2 separate regions of the Homo sapiens genome follow, and region 2 is linked to region 1. The links are chromatin contacts, found by Hi-C or POLR2A ChIA-PET in ENCODE. All regions are on one chromosome and are shown on one strand. The core of a region is the stretch at or near the end of the contact, and the rest is flanking DNA. Distances in the headings are between cores, read along the strand shown.

Region 1 (4,351 bases), core at 178-2,677:
AATGTAAAGAAGGAAAGAAAGTAAATAACCAACTGGCCAACTGTCGTTGATCTGAACATGAAGTATGTGTGGAATATAAAAAGGCAGAGTTTACAACTAAACATAAAATAATTCCATTGTTTTACTACTTAACAGAAAAGTCAAGAGCACAAAACTGTGATAGTCTGTTTAAATATTCGGAATACAAACCTGGGCCTATCATTCCATTTAAACCGAAGTAGAAATAAGTTTTATATACTCCTCTTTGGAGTCAGAGTATGCATGGTCACTTCCTAACTTTGGTTTGCTCTCCCAGAGTAAATGCGGTGGTTAAGTAGGTCGTTTGCTTTACCTAATATCTCCAGGTAACGTTAAAATGAACAGGCTTCTTAGTAATGAATACAGCGTTGTGATCTGAACTCAGGTCTTCTCTCAGCAGCAACTTGAGAAACTGGAGTGACATTCAACCTCCCTGCAAGAAAGGTATTTTTCTTTTCTAAAACCCTTTAAGAAATTACAAACACCAGTCTACACGTACCAAAAGTCTACCACTAGCCCCCACAAGTCAATTTCCCTCCAACAGTAAAATAAGCAAATAAGAGCCTTTGGTCCTAAATTTCCCGGGGGCAAGGAAAAACGAAAGCACTGGCTGTGGGTTGGGTGGCAGTAGCTGACCATCTGAAAAATCCTTAGCTCCTCAGCGGAGGAGCTTCCTGTTAGAAACAACCGTTTTCTCCTGTTCAGGGAGATTTCCTAGAACCTATTCCCACAAGACCCGAGACTCACCCAAGTCTCAAATCCACAAGCAACAACACTAAATTAAGAATAATTTCTCTAAACTTGGCTGCTCTCCCAGAGTTCAGGGCTGGCCTCGCCCGAAAAGCAGCTGGCGGGAGCGGTTTTGAGCCACCAGCCTCCCAGGTTCGGGAGCTGCCGCGAGGAAGATGTCTGTGTCAGAGAAGCAGAAAGGGAAAACAAATCACAACTTTGCAGACTCCACTAAGCCACAGCCCCGCCGAACGGAAGGTCAAAGTGCGGAGGAGGGAGCGGCTGCGGTTTGAGGCCCCGAGGCGACGCGGCCCCGGGTGCGGCCAGAGCTGGCAGGCGGGGTCCAGCAGCCCGGGGGACCTCACTCGTCCCCAGCTCAGAGCCACCGCCCCGGGAGGGCAAGCGCGCCAGAGGCAGCCGTCGGCGCAATGCTGGCAACGCCCGGAGTTGCCTTGGAAGTTTCCCGGGACTCGCCGCCGCCGCCCTCACCTTGCTGAACACCTCCAGGTCGTCCTCGTCCTCGTCCAGATCCAGCACCTCCGCCTGCAGCAGGGCGGAAGAGCCACTGCTGCCCGGAAAGGGGGCGCCGCCCCCCGGGCTCTCCCCGTTGGCGCCCCCGGCCGGGAGGCCCGAGGAGGGCGCCTGCGATGCCCGGCGCTCGCCCTCCATCCCGAGAGTGCGCGCCCAGCCGGCCGCCACCGCCGCCGCCAGCCCGGCTCCCCCGAGCGTGCCCATTGGCTCCCACGTCTCCTGCACCTCCCCGGCCGGCCCCGCTCCAGCCCCTCGCCCGCTGCGCAGACGCGGAACTGCCGGGACCAGCGCTGGCCCGGGCCGGGCGCATCCCCACCTGGCCTGGGGCGGGCTGGAGGGGCGGAACTGGGACTCTCGGACTCCGGCTACGTTGGAGAAAGGGTTGGCTGTACCCTGGAGAAGAGGAGAGACTCAAAGGTAGGAGGTGGGCGTCCTCGCATTGACCCAGTCGGGGGCCACCGAGTGACGGTTTCCGCAGTGGCGGGGTCTGGGAAGAAGCCACGAAGCGAACCGTCCACTTCGCGGGATCCACAGCGAGGCTGGAAGGCACCCGACCCAGCCTTGCCAAGAGAAAAAAAAAAAACAGCAATAACAATACTGTATTTCCTGTATTCAGTGGTTGCCTTTCTTCTTGGTTGTGATTTTCGAGCTAATGTAAAAATAAAGACATGAAAACTTCCCGTTTTGTTAATTGATTTTTGACCCAGTGACTGGCCTGTGCGGTCATTTCACTGTCGAGCCAGGAAAGCTGAGCTTTACAAACTATTTTCAGCCACTTTCAAATGCATCTTTACTCCTGGACGTCTTCCTGAAGTTAATGAGCAGAATGTTACCAAGACCCAAGGACAACTAGCAAGTCTGGAAAATTGCCACCGAGAAATAATCTTCAGTCCTTGCATTGCCAAGGCAAAGCTTTAATTATTTAACTGCTTATTATTCAAAAACAAAACTAAGTTCCAAAACTAATGGAAAATTTTGCCCACGTTGATATATTCTTTAATTTATCTTCAGGTTTTATTTACTTCCGTCAGCCCCACCTCTTTTCTGTAGGCCCATTTAAAAATTTTTAAATACATTAAGCTCTATGTAAGAATTCCTTATTTGGGGAAATAGAGAATATCTTTATTTCTGATTAGAGGCAAGGCCTTAATAATATATTATCTCCTAATCATTCAAATGTATTCCCATTGATTTCAGACGTGCACCCACCCTTCAGTCAGGTTGGTCACTGCCCCATGAGTATCCACATTTGTTTCTGTGCTTGATGATTTCTGTACTTTAAATGCCATCTCCTGCCCATCCTTCAGAAATTAAATATAGTCCCATCTCTTTCAGAAAGACTTTCTAAATGACAGTCTGTTCTCAATTTAGCATTTAATTTTATTCCATCTTGCAGATTGTATTTGTTTCATGTACAAGTTTTCCATTCCTTAGTAAATGATAACATTTTCAGGTTGAGGATCCTGATATGTATTAACCACAGTATCAGATGTACTCTCAAAATGCTCTCTGCTAATTTCTGTAAATAATATAAGTTATTAAAAGACTTTATTTTTTCCTTGATAAGCTTATTCTGACTAGTAAGGAAGATTCAAGGTTTTCTAATTGCAATCTGAACCAGGAAATTCTTAATAATGCTGTAACTCACAGAATTGCTAGAAACCATAGAGAATGGGCTCAGAAAATGGGCAGAATAAAGCAAGGCTGCACAGCTTGGATTATAGCCAAAAGCAAGGCCACAGAACCAGTGGTACAGACATTGCTGCTACCATTGCCTGATACTGGTTGCCACACCATCTTCACCAGTGTCAATATTGTCATTAACACTGATGTTACTGGACTCCAGTTGCTTTCCCTGGCAGCAGTACCACAGCTACCTCTGAGAACTTCCCTGCTATTACTGCCACAAAAATGTCTCCATCACCCTGTTTCTCTGTGTTGATTTTTCTAGTATTAAAACCCTGGAGAGTATGTGTGCTTGGCCAATCTGGCCAAGTTTCATGGAAATTCCTAAGGCAGAGAATTTTCTAAACATAGAAAGGCCATATTGATGCTTGTCAACCAAAAACAAGAAAAATAGGAAGAGGGGTAGGATGAGGAAGAAGAGTAGGGAAAACGTGACTATAATTTGCCCCTTTGGCTGTCCAATTAATATTACCTTTCTTCACATACTCCCCCTACCTCCATGCTTTGAGCACCTGAGCATGCAGTTCACAGCCCCTCAAAGGGAGATAATCCCAAACCTACTCATTATTAGTACAACTCCAAAGCAGTATGTCTATTCCTCCTGTAGTCTCAGCTTCCTATTAAGTGGGACTATCACTGGGTTTTTTTGTTTGTTTGTTTGTTTGTTTTTGAGACAGAGTCTCACTCCCTCGCCGAGGCTAGAGTGCAGTGGCGTGATCTCTGCTCACTGCAACCTCCGCCTCCCGGGTTCAAGCGATTCTCCTGCCTCAGCCTCCTGAGTAGGTGGGACTACAGGCGTGCGCCACCACGCCCAGCTAATTTTTTGTATTTTTAGTAGAGACAGGGTTTCACCATGTTGGCCAGAATGGTCTCGATCTCTTGACTGCATGATCCACCCGCCTCGGCCTCCCAAAGTGCTGGGATTACAGGCTTAAGCCACCGTGCCCAGCCTATCACTAGGTTTTTTAATGGAAGAATTCTTACTTGGGTACTAAAGCCTTTAAACCAGCATAGTCCAAAACTTGGAGTGCAAGTATAATATTAAGAGCAGCCCTACCCACTCCTGTCCTGTTTAAGAGAAATAATATCATACATTAATTTATGGTTTCATGAATATACATCTTGTCAAAAAGCTTTCTCTCCCTTATACTTTCCAGATGGGATCTCTTCAGACCATAACTGGATCTTTAATATTCAATTCCACCATCTATGAAGTCTGCTGTTTCTAGTAATGGGTTTTGTGATGAGACAAGTTACCCCATGGGCATTGCCCAAAGGCTTTACTTCTTTTGCTAGAAAGTGATTTAACTAGTTAGAAAAAAATATAATGTGCAAAATCTACTGAGGAATAGACCAGTCAATAAGTTCATGGACGAGCGTGTTGAGG
Region 2 (4,146 bases), core at 301-2,800, 340 kb before region 1:
TTTGTAGTAGTTATATTTTCATAATATAAGCTGCTCATGTCCATTTTGGAACAGCTTACTCCCACTGCCCAAAACTGCTTGTTATACACATTGCTTAGTGTTGTCTATCTTGTAGCTCTAAGTAATTAGTTGTGGAATTATGTTTACGACAATGCGGAGGGTGAGGTATGTATGATACTACATTAAAGAAACTCACACTGCCTTTACTATCCCATCCCAAAACTACCAATCATTTGCCAAATTTCAACAGATTTTTAAGCCAACAGTGTTTTGTTTTGTTTTTCCTGATGATAAAGGCCCACCTCTAAAATTCATCAAGCTACAGCCTATTACAATGAACCAACATTCTAGAACCCTGCTAAGGTGATTCCAGGTTTTAATGAGCAGGGCAGGGCTCTAAAAATATTTTCCTCCTCTTGCTTGTATTCATGCTTCCTCACCTGCTCACTGGAGTAGAGGAGTGTCAGCCTGAGGCTCAAAGAAAGACCCCTTGAGAGTCTGCTGACTAAGCTTGCAGCAGGGACCCACATGGCATGACAGAACGGGCTCCTTGCACATATGCAGTTCCATAGTTAGTTACATACCCACGCATAGGCGTGGATAGCCATGGACGGATGAATTTTTGTATGCATGTGCTGTGAGCCAGCATTGGTCTCCCTCTCCTTTATCCCGACCCCTGAGGAATCCCTGCAGTTCCCTGGAATTCAGGGAATAAAGAACGAGATGAGGCAAATAGTCCTTTTTCCTACCCTGGTGGCTGGGACCGCTCAGTGCCTGGAATCTGCAATGCCTCCTCTCACAAGCAGCTAATAAAGACAGACTGAAAAGATGAGCAAGAGAATGCATGGATCCAGGAAGGGGCCGCTGTACAAGAGATGATGCTTCGGGAGCTACTGGGCTATGATTTCTATTATTATTTGTATATACATATATATATACACAAAGCCCTAGGAAGCTGCAGAGGAGGCAAAGAAACCTCGCTGAGATTTTTCTAACAGCGCCTAGAAACCACCGCCAGGCTCCAGCCCCGGGCTGGGTCAAGGAATTCGAGGGATGCAGGCTGAACGCACCGGTTGAAACTCTGGGCGCCGCATCGGCACTTTGCGCCTTGGTGGGCTTTGCGCTCGGAAGACGCGTCCACGCACCATTTTCCCAGGCGTTGTGCGGGTTTCTTAAACCTCTCAGCTGGTGCCTCGGAAGAGTTTCTGGAAGCTCCATCTCTACTGCCTCCCCTCCCCCCCTTTTGATTTTACCCCCGCCAGGAGCTTCTCCAGCCCCACAGCGTCCGCCCTGTGAGGGGTACAGGTGCCGCTGTCCCGCCGGCTGCCGCCCCGTCCGCCCACGCAGCGCCTCCTCCGGGCTAGCCTGGGGGATTGACCCAGCGCCGCTGCTTCTCGAATGGTCTCGTGCAGGGGCGCAGCGGCCGCTGCCCGTCGCCCGGGACTCCCCGCCCTCCCTCGCGACCCCGCGCCGGGGCGGGCGGCGCTTGCGGCGGGCAGGGGGCGGGCAGGGGAGAGGGGGCTCGTCCGGGGGTAGCCGCCTCCTCTGCAGCCTGCCGGCGCCTCGAAGCCCGGACCTGCCTCCGCCTCTTCCTCCAGCGGCTCCATCCCGCCTCCCGTGCCTCGTCCTCCCGCCGCCTCCGCCGCCGCGCCCCCGGTGGCTGCCTCGGCGGACCGGGGAGGGGGCCCACCGCGTCGACCGCCCGCTCGGCTCGGCTCGGCCCGGCCCGGGAGGCGTGCATGCCCCTGCTGCCCGCGGCGCTCACCAGCAGCATGCTCTATTTCCAGATGGTGATCATGGCAGGGACGGTGATGCTGGCGTACTACTTCGAGTATACGGACACGTTCACCGTGAACGTGCAGGGCTTCTTCTGCCACGACAGCGCCTACCGCAAACCCTACCCGGGCCCGGAGGACAGCAGCGCCGTGCCCCCCGTGCTCCTCTACTCGCTGGCCGCCGGGGTCCCCGTGCTCGTGGTAAGCCCGGGGGCGCTCGCCCTCGTCGCCGAGTCCCTGATCTCGCCCCTCGCCTTCGGGGTTGAGGCCCCTCTAAGGGTTGGGGCGCAGTAGGTTTTGCCTTCTAAGTTCCTCCAAGTTATGGGCAGCCCCTTCCCCAGAGGACATTCTAGGGCGCGTGAGGGTGGGTGCGAAGGAAGCCCCCAGCTCTTCCCACACGTCACCCCCCCACACCCCGCGGTGGCTTCAGCGTTGGGTGACTGGGCGGGGATGGAAGGGAAGAGGGGCCGTAGGTGGTGAGGAGTGGGGATCCGGGTTGCAAAGGAGGTGAGCTTTGGGGGTGAACCTTGATTCCATCCACTCTGTGGCCTTGACTCGCTCACTGCCTCCTCTTCGATTGTGCCTGGAAGAAGAGCAGCGGCGGGCGGGCCGGCGAGGAGAGAGGGGATCAATTGCTGGGGTGTGAAAGGGACTCCCACTTCCCGAGTCGGGGCACGTATTTCTATTTCGCCACCTCCCTCCTTTTCAGGTGAAAGTGCCAATGGGACTAAGCTGACCAGGGAACAAATATCTGAAAAAAGAATTTGAGAATTTCTAAATGAAGAGGCCTCAGCACCAGTGCTTTGCTGAAAAGCAGGAGCTGTACCTCAATTACAAGAGCACTTCAGATTTATTTAAAGGCTGCTCCGCTCCCTGGGCAATTTAAGTCCTTTTCTCTTAGAACCTCACAGAGCATGCCTTTTGGATTTATTGAGTGTATGTGTGTGTGAGAGAAAGAATGACTATACAGATACACTCACGTGTATACACACACCTCACATATATACATATGAAATTATTGGGGATAAATTACACATAATAATATTAATTTTATTATAGTAATTTACATATGTGAATATGCTACATATTTATTCTTAGGAGAATTGTTGGTGTTTCTTTAGAAAACCTGATATTTTATGGTTCCTTTAATATTGACAAAGTATTGGAGGTTCCCTTCCTGTGATGCGCGCTCTCTCTCTCCCTCAACAGATAACAAACGGGAAATAAGAAAATGAAGGGGAAAGGAAGAATGAAGTTTTATTTTCAGTAGCTAAATGTGTAAATTGAATGTTAAGAATGTCTGTTGAATCCATTAAGTTTGGATGTTCATCTTTTTTTTTAATTTTAGGAGCAATGACTTACTAATTTGTAAAATAATGAAAAGTTCCTAACACATAAGATAGAAATCAGTGAACAAATCAAGTAATTTCTTGATAACCTTAAAGTAACTTTATCACATGTCCTGTGATAGTTGACTTCAAATTGCCTCTGTCATAATGGTTTGAAATGTGTTAGACCTTGCCCCAGATAATGTTTTACATATATATATATATATATATATATATATATATATATATATGTAAAATAAGTTGCTAAAATGTGTTAGAAGCCCCAAATCCAGCCTTCATGTTTGTGTTCTCTTTTCTCCATTTGACAAGCTGGCAGAGAAAAAAAAAAAGGTCGATTTTTGGGGGCCCTTTTTACTTTCTGGAGATCGGGGTTTCCCATGTACAGTTTTCCAGGAGACTAAATAGCTCAGATATTTTTCAAGGATTGTTTTAAAGAAAAAGGAAGAGCCTGTCACTTTCAGCTCATTGGTTTGGTCATAGCTATAATCAATAATGTCTGTAACTCATCCTTTAATTCCCATTCTATGTCTTATTTAAATAAGATAGCACTTTTCAGTCCTAACCATCCAATCATGGTGGCAGGTGCTAGTTAGAGACGAGAGCACACTCACCCAATGATTTGGATGATTCTCCACTTAGGAGGAATGTAGGACGGAGAAAAAGAATGAATTAGTCACTATTTAGTGCCTACTCTATTTTGGGTACCGAATAGTCATAGTCACGTATATTTCTCAGAGCAGCTCTTTCAGGAGATATTATCTCCAATTAATATTTGAAGAAAGTGAGGTTCAGATAATAAGGAATATCTGAAAACAAAAAAAAAGGTGGGTATGGCATTTGTATGCCTATAGGACGGATGCCTGAATGCCATGCGACTTACATTGCTTCCAAAGAGCTTGTTCTCTGAAAGAAGGTGGAAGCTGGCTGGTCAGGCAGGCATTGAGAATATAAGTGGATAGATTTTTCTGAAGTCAGAATCCAACTTGATTTCGATGTTTTGGCTTTTAGTTCTTTTAGGTACA

The links. Hi-C counts contacts between places; a loop is a spot of excess contacts on that map. ChIA-PET counts read pairs that join two places held with the same protein, here RNA polymerase II (POLR2A).
Region 2: a map of dorsolateral prefrontal cortex shows a loop between it and region 1 (4-fold over the local background). The contact joins the promoter of PLPPR5 here to the promoter of SNX7 in region 1. A Hi-C loop is called at or near these places in 1 of 168 maps with a recorded cell type or tissue (dorsolateral prefrontal cortex). POLR2A ChIA-PET finds 5 or more read pairs at or near these places in 1 of 52 experiments (BJ).

The regions. Positions count from the first base shown.
Region 1 is chr1:98,658,797-98,663,147 of GRCh38, reverse strand. SNX7 (sorting nexin 7) reads right to left here and starts at 1,427. Exons shown (of 9, transcript NM_015976.5): 1 at 1,237-1,427. The coding sequence starts at 1,416. SNX7-DT (SNX7 divergent transcript) reads left to right here and starts at 2,376. Exons shown (of 1, transcript NR_189290.1): 1 at 2,376-2,841. RefSeq lists silencers at 1,046-1,115, 1,346-1,465, 1,486-1,625.
Region 2 is chr1:99,002,265-99,006,410 of GRCh38, reverse strand. It overlaps PLPPR5 (phospholipid phosphatase related 5), which reads left to right and starts at 1,550. Exons shown (of 6, transcript NM_001037317.2): 1 at 1,550-1,976. The coding sequence starts at 1,740. PLPPR5-AS1 (PLPPR5 antisense RNA 1) reads right to left here and starts at 2,135. Exons shown (of 3, transcript NR_033940.1): 1 at 1,766-2,135. RefSeq lists an enhancer at 1,718-2,692.